Linked DNA regions of Homo sapiens: region 1 is linked to region 2. A link is a loop called in an ENCODE intact Hi-C map of the cell type or tissue named here. Cell type or tissue: natural killer cell. All regions are shown on one strand. Region 1 has its middle 180 kb from the start of EFCAB11. Region 2 has its middle 66 kb from the start of FOXN3-AS2.

The links. A loop is a pair of places that touch in the nucleus more often than their neighbours do. Peaks named below come from ENCODE experiments on the same cell type or tissue, not always from the same donor. Only the 100,000 strongest peaks of a DNase experiment are listed, where the experiment ranks them.
Region 1: a loop joins it to region 2, with 2.8 times the contacts of the local background. A loop is called at or near these places in 4 of 110 quality-filtered maps.

The regions. Positions count from the first base shown.
Region 1 is chr14:89,773,588-89,778,587 of GRCh38, forward strand. No RefSeq gene overlaps it. Among named protein-coding and RNA genes, the nearest start is that of EFCAB11, 180 kb to the right of the region's middle. RefSeq lists enhancers at 1-325, 314-393. In natural killer cell, a CTCF peak has its summit at 2,270; DNase peaks (open chromatin) are centred at 194 and 584; H3K27ac peaks cover 960 bases.
Region 2 is chr14:89,507,544-89,512,543 of GRCh38, forward strand. It overlaps a transcript of FOXN3 not described here. Among named protein-coding and RNA genes, the nearest start is that of FOXN3-AS2, 66 kb to the right of the region's middle. In natural killer cell, no CTCF peak of the experiment used is centred here; DNase peaks (open chromatin) are centred at 268 and 3,048; H3K27ac peaks cover 2,294 bases.

The DNA.
Region 1 (5,000 bases), 270 kb after region 2:
GTGAACCTGGAACTACATTTTCTAGAGTTCCTTTCCTGTAGGGTTTCAAGTTAGGGCTGACCAGGAGAGAAATTTGCATGAGATATGGAAGGTGGAAGTGAAGCAGCAGCTCTCACGCTCCGCAGGTGGGTGCGGGGCACTGTGCATTGTTACTGTAGCTCCAGTGCGTTGCCACTGATCTGCTGACTCACCCGGTGGCGGCTCGGGGCAGCCAGCCCTGCAGTTCCTCAGCAGCTGCCCCATATCCCTCTTTAGCATCGCCAAATCCTCCCAGGTGCAAGTGTTCTTCAATGATGAGGGACAGCAACTCCTGCTTTGGGTTATCCCTTCACTGAGGGGGGCTGCAAGAGGCAGACATGGCTTATAGGTTGTGGCCTTTCTTCACATAAGGGTCTCTCAGCCTCAGCACTGTTGCTCTTTCAAGCCAGATAACTGTGGTCAGAGGCTGTCTTGTGCATTGCAGTGTTTAGCAGCATTCCTGGCCTCTTCTCACTAGATAGTCGTCACTCTCACCTAAGTTGTGGCCACCAAAACTGTCTCCAGGCATCAACTCCAAATGTCTTCTGGGGGACAAAGTCGTCCCGGGTTGAGAACCACAGCCTTCACATCCGGCTTTTTTTCTCAACTGCTGGCTTTGTGACCTAGGGTAACCTCAAGCCCATCTGCAGATACAGAGGTCTAGCAGCTCTGCTGAGACCTCTCCATCAGCTGCCACAGTCACAGAAAAGCCAATCCTTAGACTCGGTCCCTTATTCCATGTTACTCACAGCAGTTCTGCTCAGATGAATTATGACTTCTATGCGCTGAGCCACTTTGCCTTCATGGACCTTATTCTACTGTTAAAACATTTTTTAAAAAATTATAGTTTAGGCCAGCTGTGGTGGCTCACACCTGTAATCCCAGCACTTTGGGGGGCCGAGGTGGGTGGATCACCTGAGGTCAGGAGTTCAAGACCAGCCTGGCCAACATGGAGAAACTCCATCTCTACTAAAAATACAAAAATTAGCCAGGCTTGGTGTCAGGTGTCTGTAATCCCAGCTACTAGGGAGGCTGAGGCAGGATAATTGCTTGAACCTGGGAGGCCATTGCACTTCAGCCTGGGCAACAGAGCAAGACTCCTCCCTGCCCCCACAAAAATTACATTTTGTAATTATGTTGGTATAAAAAAATACTACCTAGGCTGGATTCATTATTATGTATTCACTATTATACTCATTTTCCTCCAATCTTAAAATAAATTATAATTAAAATTGGGCCCTGCAAGTATCCAGGGCTGTAGACATTGTGTGTCTGATGGAGAAGTCGGTCTTGGGTCTGCTCCTTTTGCCGAAACCCTAATGACACCTGCATTAACTTCACATGATTATCGTCTCTGTAATCAGAACAAAAACTCATGCAACAGTGATTTGTTGCTTTCAAGGCTAACCAGAGTTTGGGGAAATCACTCTGAGTACTCGGTGCTATATTCAATGGCAGCAGAGCCAAAGTGAGCGAAGACCCTTGGTGAGCTGGCAATGAGCTTACCAGCTGGGTCAATAGGAACGATAGTGGCTGTATAGGGAATTCAAGGGAAGAGATGAGTGTGAAATAAAACTCCCTTTAAAAAACACATCAAAGAAAACAAGTATGTCTCAAAATGAAATGGCAGACATGTGTTTTCGATGTATTTCCCATTAGATTCTTAATAATAGGATGTAAATCATCAACTGGAGTCAGACGGACCAATCCCGGGGCCCCGGTCCCCACCAAACGATGGCTGTTTCTGATTAGCTTGGAGCCTCCTATTCTCAGGAACAATGAGCGCTTCCTGGGGTCTGTGAGGGACAGGAAATTAAGCCATCAGGCTTCTTGCCTATTATTTCCACACTTTCCTCAAGTTGGAAATCCATCAACTTTGAAAGAAAGACAAATAAACTGTTCAAAGTGGAAGGAAGTTCGGGATGCAGTTTTATTCCACACTCCCCTTAACAAGCTTGTCCACAAGGGCTAGATATTCACTCCAGAATTAAAACACCTGCCTTACACCAGATGTTTTATAGATGGGTACCATAGTGGATGTTAGAAAGTTTGTATCAAAACACCAAATTTTTCCTGTAGCAAAAACTCTGCTTTTTTTATATGGAAATATCAGGAAACCATTTTGCAGTTGAACAACCAAACCAAAGGCAGTGGAGTTTAAGATAAATGTTATGAAAATTGCATAAAACATTATATCAAAACCCTTGGCAGTGTCGAAAAGCAAGATTTCTGAATCCAATGAGTAGCCGAAGAAGAAAATTCAATTCCATTTTTTCACTTTGCCTGCCAATTTTTATAGCACTTCATTTAAAATGGAATCTCTAAAGAATCAATTCAAATTAGCTTTACAGTTTTCCCCAAAGAATCCGCTTTAAAATAAATTGAATTGGAGCATGTGACATAATAAGTGAGAATAAAATTCATGTTAACTAGAGTCTGAAGGAAAAACTTTTCATAATAAGGAAACAAATAATCTCACTTGACTGAGCTAAAAATAGTCTTTAGATTGTCAGTTTCAAAATTGAACAAAAACAGGGGGAGTTGTTGTAATAATGACATGGCGCATTGCCCCCTAATGAAATGGCCTTGAATTTTGTAATAAATTACAAAAAGAGAATTCTTTGGGTGAAAAGGAGATTCCAGACATGAGTTCCTTTCATAAATACAGTGACAGTAATGAAAATACCTTCCATCTGGGACTGAGCAGCTTTGGCCATTCTCCCCAGAGGTCCCACCATCGAACCCAGGGCAGAGCTGGGATTAGAGTGGGGTTGAGCCATAACAGGCTGCTTCTCCTGTTCAGAAAATAGCTTTTGCTTCTGCATTTGTTTTATTTTGATGAGGTAGAGCTATCATAAGTTTTTACTTATGTTTTTTATAAAGTTTATTTAGATCTTAAGCTCCTTGAGGATAATGACTATATATATATATTTTTTTTTTTTTTGGAGAGGCAGGGTCTCACTCTGTCATCCAGGCTGGAGTGCAGTGGCATGATCACAGCTTAGTGCAACCTCAAACTCCTGGGCTCAAGCGATCCTCCAACTCCTGGGCTCAAGCGATCCTCCCGCCTCAGCCTCCGGAGTAGCTAGGACTACAGGCATGTGCCACCATGCCTGGCTAATTTTTTATTCTTTTAACTTTTAGTAGAGGAAGAGTCTTGTTTTGTTGCCCAAGCTGGTCTTGAACTCCTGGGCTCAAGTGATTCTCTCACCTCAGCCTCCCAAAGTGTTAGGATTACAGGTATGAGCCACAGCGCCTGGCCTGACGATATCTTATTTGACTTTGTAACTACCCAGTACCTATCATAGTGTCTGACACACAGTAGGAATTCCATTATCATTTGAGGGAGAAACACAAGACTGAATAAGCCAATGAATCAATTTATTGTTTAAATCAGATTAAACTGAGCTTTTAGATTATATCTTTTTTAAAAAAATCAGTTAATTTGGGAAATGCACAGTTTTTAATTAAGAAGGAGATAGTTGGGTTGTGGTGATTTTTTTTCCCCTCTATTGAAGTCAAGTGACAAATAACTTGGTTTATCTTTGAAGAAGTCTTGATGGAGATTACTTAAGGCTCTGCCTGAAAGTAACCGTAAGTTACTTATAAGTTACGTAAGATAACCAAAGTTTATCTTAAGGGGACTCAATATCTTGAAATGTAATTATGTTGTAAAGAACGGGCCATCTCCTCTTTTCACAATACCATTTGGGCTTCCTTGCATTTCCACTATGCTCAATCAATATAACTTAGTAAAGACCGTGTTTTATTTCCTACCACCTTTACCTATCTTTCCATCCTTCCACCTATCCATTCATTAGTCCATCCATCTATCTGATTATCCATCCATCAAGTAGTTAGAGACACAGTGATGAATAATAATAGCTAACATTTATTGAGTGCTCATTACATCCCAAGGACTGCAATAAACACTCTATGCTAATTAACTCATTTAATACTCCCAAAAGTTCTATTAAGGAAGTACAATTATAATTCAAATTTTGCATACAAGGCAACTGAGGCAAAGCAAGGTGAAATATCTTGCCCATATTTACACCACTAGGAAGCGGGGCAGTCGAGATTTGAACCCAGAGACTCTGGCTCCAGAACCACCTGTCTGCTGTGTTAATTAGACAGATATGGTCACCGAACATAGACTTTGCGTTCTAGTGGGAGAAATAGAATTTAAACAACTAATTATGTAATTTTAATAATAACAATTGCTTTGAAGGAAAAGTACAGCATGTTATAAGAGTCTATGAAAGATGGCTGGGTGCAGTGGCTCATACCTGTCATCCCAGCAATTTGGGAGGCCGAGGTGGGTGTATCGCTTGAGCCCAGGAGTTAGAGACCAGCCTGGGCAACATGGCAAAACCCCATCTCTACTAAAATCACAAAAATGAGCCGGGCATGGTGTTGTGCACCCGTAATCCCAGCTACTCTGGAGGCTGAGGCATGAGAATCGCTTGAACCCGGGAGGCAGGGGTTGCAGTGAACCGAGATCGCATCACTGCACTCCAGCCTGGACGACACAGCAAAACCCTGTCTCCAAAACAAACAAACAAACAAACAAACAAAAAACAAAAAGTAAGAAACACTGAGCCTAGTCTGAGGAAAGTGGGAAGACTTCCCTGCTGAGGAGGTTGACCCTTGGGGCTGAGATGGGCTGAGATGTGGCTGGTGGATGAGTAGTGAAGTATAAGCAGGAAAGAGTGTTCCAAGTAGAACGGCACATGCTGGAGAAAGAGGTATCTGTGTTGAGGAACAAAAAGTGGCCAAGTGGCCGTTAATGTCTACTGATGTCAGTGTGACCAAAACTCAGCTCAAACAAGGGCCTATTCTGGAGCTCTCGACCCCACTGACCTTCTGTACTCAGTTATGGAAGTCAGAATTCCAGGAGAGAACTGGTCATTTCCCCCCTCACCAGTGCCCACCCCACCTCACCTGTCACCAACTTTTGTCTCCTGGTGCCCCCCATATCA
Region 2 (5,000 bases):
GAGAAATCCAAAATATATTCTGAAAGAGATCAACCCTAACTTTATTTAGGTCATGCTGCTGCCATACACAAACAATGAGAAGTGTGTGACTAATTCAGAAACAGCAAGGAAAGGTCAATGCCCAGTTTATTTCTTAACCCACAGTAATCTGTGAGTAATATGAAGAGGCATTTGCCACTACCTGCTCATCAATGCTGCAGTCTAAATGAACAGAAGGAGGGAGACAATTTCACACTCATTAAAAAAAGAAAAAAAAAAGGCACACTAGTATGTAGTGACGTAAGCCTGGAAATGACACATTTAAGGACAGCTCTCAAAAGCATTTAGATAATGAAGCCTCAATAACTTGTGAAGTAGAAATGATTGTAACTGTTTTATCAATAAGCAGCTTGATGTTCACGCATGGAAAGTCATTCACCCAGAGTCCCTCAGGAGTTAACAATAGTTAAGCCAAATAGTTAGACCTGAAAACTCCAGGCTCGGGACCCAGGCCACAGGGCTGTGTGTTTTGTTTTGGGAGGGTGGGCCGACTATATGATGCCCAATCCTAGCATAAACCAGTCAATACAATACAACATCTGTGCTTGTCATGAAAACAGGCATTTCCATCTACCCTTGAAGGCAACCAGCCTTCCGCATCTGGAACCACTGGGTGCATAAGGGACCTGGCAATAAATGATGGGAATTTGGCCTATAGGTGAATCACCAGGCTTGTGGCTCAGCTCAAAGCATACGCCCTGCTGAACGGAGGAGTGGCATTATGTGCACACAGAGAAGGCAGCACCGTTCCCTGTCACAATATAGACTTTGTAATACTCTACTATGAGGAAAGAACATCTTCTCTGAGCACACTGAAGAAAGACAGCCTAGAAATTCCACAGAGCCAGAGTATCAGCTCCCAGAGGCACCTTCCCAGTCTACACCACCCCAGAGAGAGATTGGTCTGATGGATGGGGAAAGCGGTGTTGAAAGTGGCACTCGCTCAGAAAAGCCGAAGAGCTTGGGCAGAGCAGAGAATGTCAGCATCATTCTCATCTCCTTGCAGGTGAAACTACAAGAAAACTGAGGCCAGCAGGCAATGAAGTAGACATGTTTTGAGCAGCCCCCAGGGCTTCTGATGCCCAAAGTCACAGATGACTCCAGACCATTGCTTCTCCAATGTTCGTGGGCCATGGATCACCTGCAGGCCCTGTGAGATGCAGGTTTCGATCCAGCAGGTGTGTGGTAGGGCTGAGATTCTGCATTTTTAACAAGCACTCAGGAGATGCCAGTGCTGCTGGCCCTGGGACCATGCACTGAGGAACAGGATCTGGAACAGCACCACTGTGCCCTTATGATTTTAGGCCTTTCCTGCCTTCCACATGACAGGCTTTGCATGTGGCAAAGAATAAAACAATCGCTATGGATTGGCCCTGTGGAGGGATGTCATATCACCTCCCTGGACACCCTCCCACCAGTTTTACATCACCTGCTATCTACCCCCAGCCTCCGCTCTACCCCCACTGATACTGCTCTGAGCTCATCTCCTACTTCCCTCCCTCTCACTCTGTTCCACCCACCCTGACCTCCCTGATAGTCTTGGAGTGGACCAGGTCCCTATCAGTACCTCCACACTGGCTGAGCATCGACCTGCCTTTCCCTCCCCTCCATCAGTGAAGGAATCTGCCCTGCCCTCTGGGTCAAAGTTATAGCACCCATGCTTGCATCTCCTGGACCTTGTTCCCTGCTTCATCTTTATCCATAGCACTTACCACTATTTGCAAATTATATACAGTTTTTTTTGTTGTTGTTTGTTTGTTTGTTTGTTTTAAGATGGAGTCTTGTTCTATTGCCCAGGCTGGAGTGCAGTGGCATGATCTCAGTTCACTGCAACCTCCACCTCCTGGGTTCAAGCAATTCTCCTGACTCAGCCTCCCAAGTAGGTGGGATTACAGGTGCCCACCACCACGCCTGGCTTATTTTTATATTTTTTGTAGAAACAGGATTTCGCCATGTTGGCCAGGTTGGTCTTGAACTCCTGACCACAGGTGATCTGCCCGCCTCGGCCTCCCAAAGTGCTGGGATTACAGGCATGATCCACCACGCCCAGCATTGTCCATCTCCCCACTAGGATGCCAGCCCCAAGAGGGCAAGGATCTGGTCTGTCTCATTCACTGCTGTATCCCAGTACAGGACACATAATGGGCACTGAAATATTTGCTGAATGAAGAAAGAGTTTAACTTTTAATGAAAACTGTAAAGTGCCAACCATCAATCTCAAGGACACCAATGAATTGTTTGCTTACATCTGCTATAAATAGTTTTAATCTGAATAAATGACTTCTTCGAGATTTCAAAATGACCCATTGTGGCAGATTGCAGGAGATAGTTTTATCCTGTCATGCAAGTATGGACATCATGGAGAAGGGCATGTTTCCCATGAAGAAGGGCATGTTCCCCATGTTTCCCAGCTCTCATTCACCAGTCAGCTTAATGGAATTCCCCCTTCCTCCCCATAGAACCCACATGGATGAGAGGCGGATAGATATCAGCAGGCAGACCTCCTCCTGGGAGAGGCCTCTCACCATGGGGGAAGATTAGAGAAAAGCAGGAGGCAGGAAGGAGAATTCCTCCATGATGCACATGAAAACCCTGAGGCTCAGGGAAGTTGAGTGACTTGCTCAAGGTCTCACTGCCAGTGAGACTGGGACTGGAACCCACGCATGCCTCCTAACTGCCGATATTCTGTATACATTGCTTCTCTTAACAAGTAGAATCTGCGACTGGTTTGAGAACAGCTTCAGTTCCAAAACTCATAAGAGGGATTCTGAATAAATCTTATGACAGCCACAGAACCAGAGAAAGTCAGATCTGCCAGGGAGCCAGCCCTGCATATGCACTGAGGGCAGCCACAGCTAAGCAGAGAGGGGTGTGTGTCCATTGCAGCTCCAGGACCCAAGCTGCCCTCTAACCTGACTGTGCATCTCCCCAGCACACAGCTCCGATCACACATGAGACCAGTGTGGAGAGGGGGTGGGTAGCTCCACCTCGACTCTCAGAGGAACCACAAGCACAGTCACACTCAGAGCGACAGGAAGTTGTCAGAGTTCAGAGACTGTAGACTGAAAAGAGTACCCAGACTAGGCACGGTGGCTCACACCGTAATCCCGGCACTTTGGGAGGCCGAGGCCAGCAGATCACTTGAGGTCAAGAGTTCAAGACCACCCTGGCCAACATGGTGAAACACCGGCCCTACTAAAAATACAAAAATTAGCCAAGCGTGGTGGTGTGCGCCTGTAAATCCCAGCTACTTTAGTGGCTGAGGCATGAGAATCACTTGAACCCGGGAGGCGGAAGTTGCAGTGAGCTGAGATCACACCACTGCACTCCAGCCTGGGTGACAGAGTGAGACTCCATCTCAAAGAAAAGAAAACAGTAACCAAATTCATCACCCCCTGCCTTTTCCCAAAGGCTTCTTCTCCTGTTCCATTACAAAAGTGCATGCCTGACCAATGCAGGCGTTCATGAGTGTCCAGAAGGTTCCCCAACTCATATTCCAATCATCCCAGCGGTAAAGCATCTCAAAAGACCTGCTTGGTGTCTTTCTTTCTTTCTTTCTTTTCTTTCTTTCTTTCTTTCTTTCTTTCTTTCTTTCTTTCTTTCTTTCTTTTCTTTCTTTCTTTTCTTTCTTTCTTTCTTTCTTTCTTTTCTTTCCTTTTCTTTCTTTTCTTTCTTTCTTTCTTTCTTTCTTTCTTTCTTTCTTTCTTTCTTTCTTTCTTTCTTTCTTTTTTGAGACAGTCTCTCTCTGCTGCTTAGGCTGCAGTGCAATGGTATAATCATGGCTCACTGCAGCCTCAACCTCTGGGCTCAAGCAAACCTCCCACCTAAGCCCCCTGAGTAGCTAGGACTACAGGCGTGCACTACTACACTCAGCTAACTTTAAAAATTTTTTTGTAGAGATAGGGTTTCACTGTGTTGCCCAGGCTGGTCTCATGGGCTCCAGCCACTGCATCCAGCCGACCTGCCTGGTTTATAACTCACATTTTAACTCACATTTACTCCAAGACCAACTTGCCCTGAAGCCTTGAGGTTACCCCCTACAGGACTGCACCTGAATTAACCTGTGCTCAGTGGTCTTTGCAGTCCTGATATGAAGAGTATTGTATTAGTCCATTCTCACACTGCTAAAAGGACATACCCGAGACTGGGTAATTTATAAAGAAAAGAAGTTTAATTGACTCACGGTTCTGCAGGGCTGGGGAGGCCTCAGGAAACTTACAATCATGGTTGAAGGTGAAGCAAACACGTCCTTCTTCACATAATGGCAGGAACAAGAAGAATAAGTGCCCAGCAAAGGAGGAAGCCTCTTATAAAACCATCAGATCTCATGAGCACTCACTATCACAAGAACAGGATGGGGAAAACTGCCCCTGATTCACTTACCTCCACCTAGTCCCTCTCATGATGCATGGGGATTAAGGGAACTACAATTCAAGATGAGATTTGGGTGGGGACGTGGCCAAACCATAAGTACAGACCCTTAGAGGCAAAAAGGACAGTTTGCTGCTTTCTCAGAGGGCACACCGCTGTTCTCAGCTCTTTCCCTACAACAAACGACCTTCTCTGTGACCCTCCAGAGCAGGACATGAAGCCATAGTGAGGGGCAGTATGACCAGCAGCTTGGGAACTGAAGGGGAAGAGACTTTTTCTCTAGGTTCTATGGCTGGGACCTGTGAATTGAACTGATAAAAGATTAACAGTAGAAAACGCATACGAATAATTATTTGATGTTAACATTTTTACACGGCATAGGGTAGGGAGAGGGGCTTTATAGAAAGACGTGAAAACCACAAGGAAGCGGTTAAATATACCATTTTAACAAAGAGAAGTAAATTGTGGAGATTGGACAAGACAAAGGAAAAGAGGGTTTGGGCTAGGGGCAGAAAATTGTGGGAAAGTGACTAGGAAATATATGAGGGAAACCCACGGAAGATAAGAGTTATTCTAGTAAGGTTTGTTTG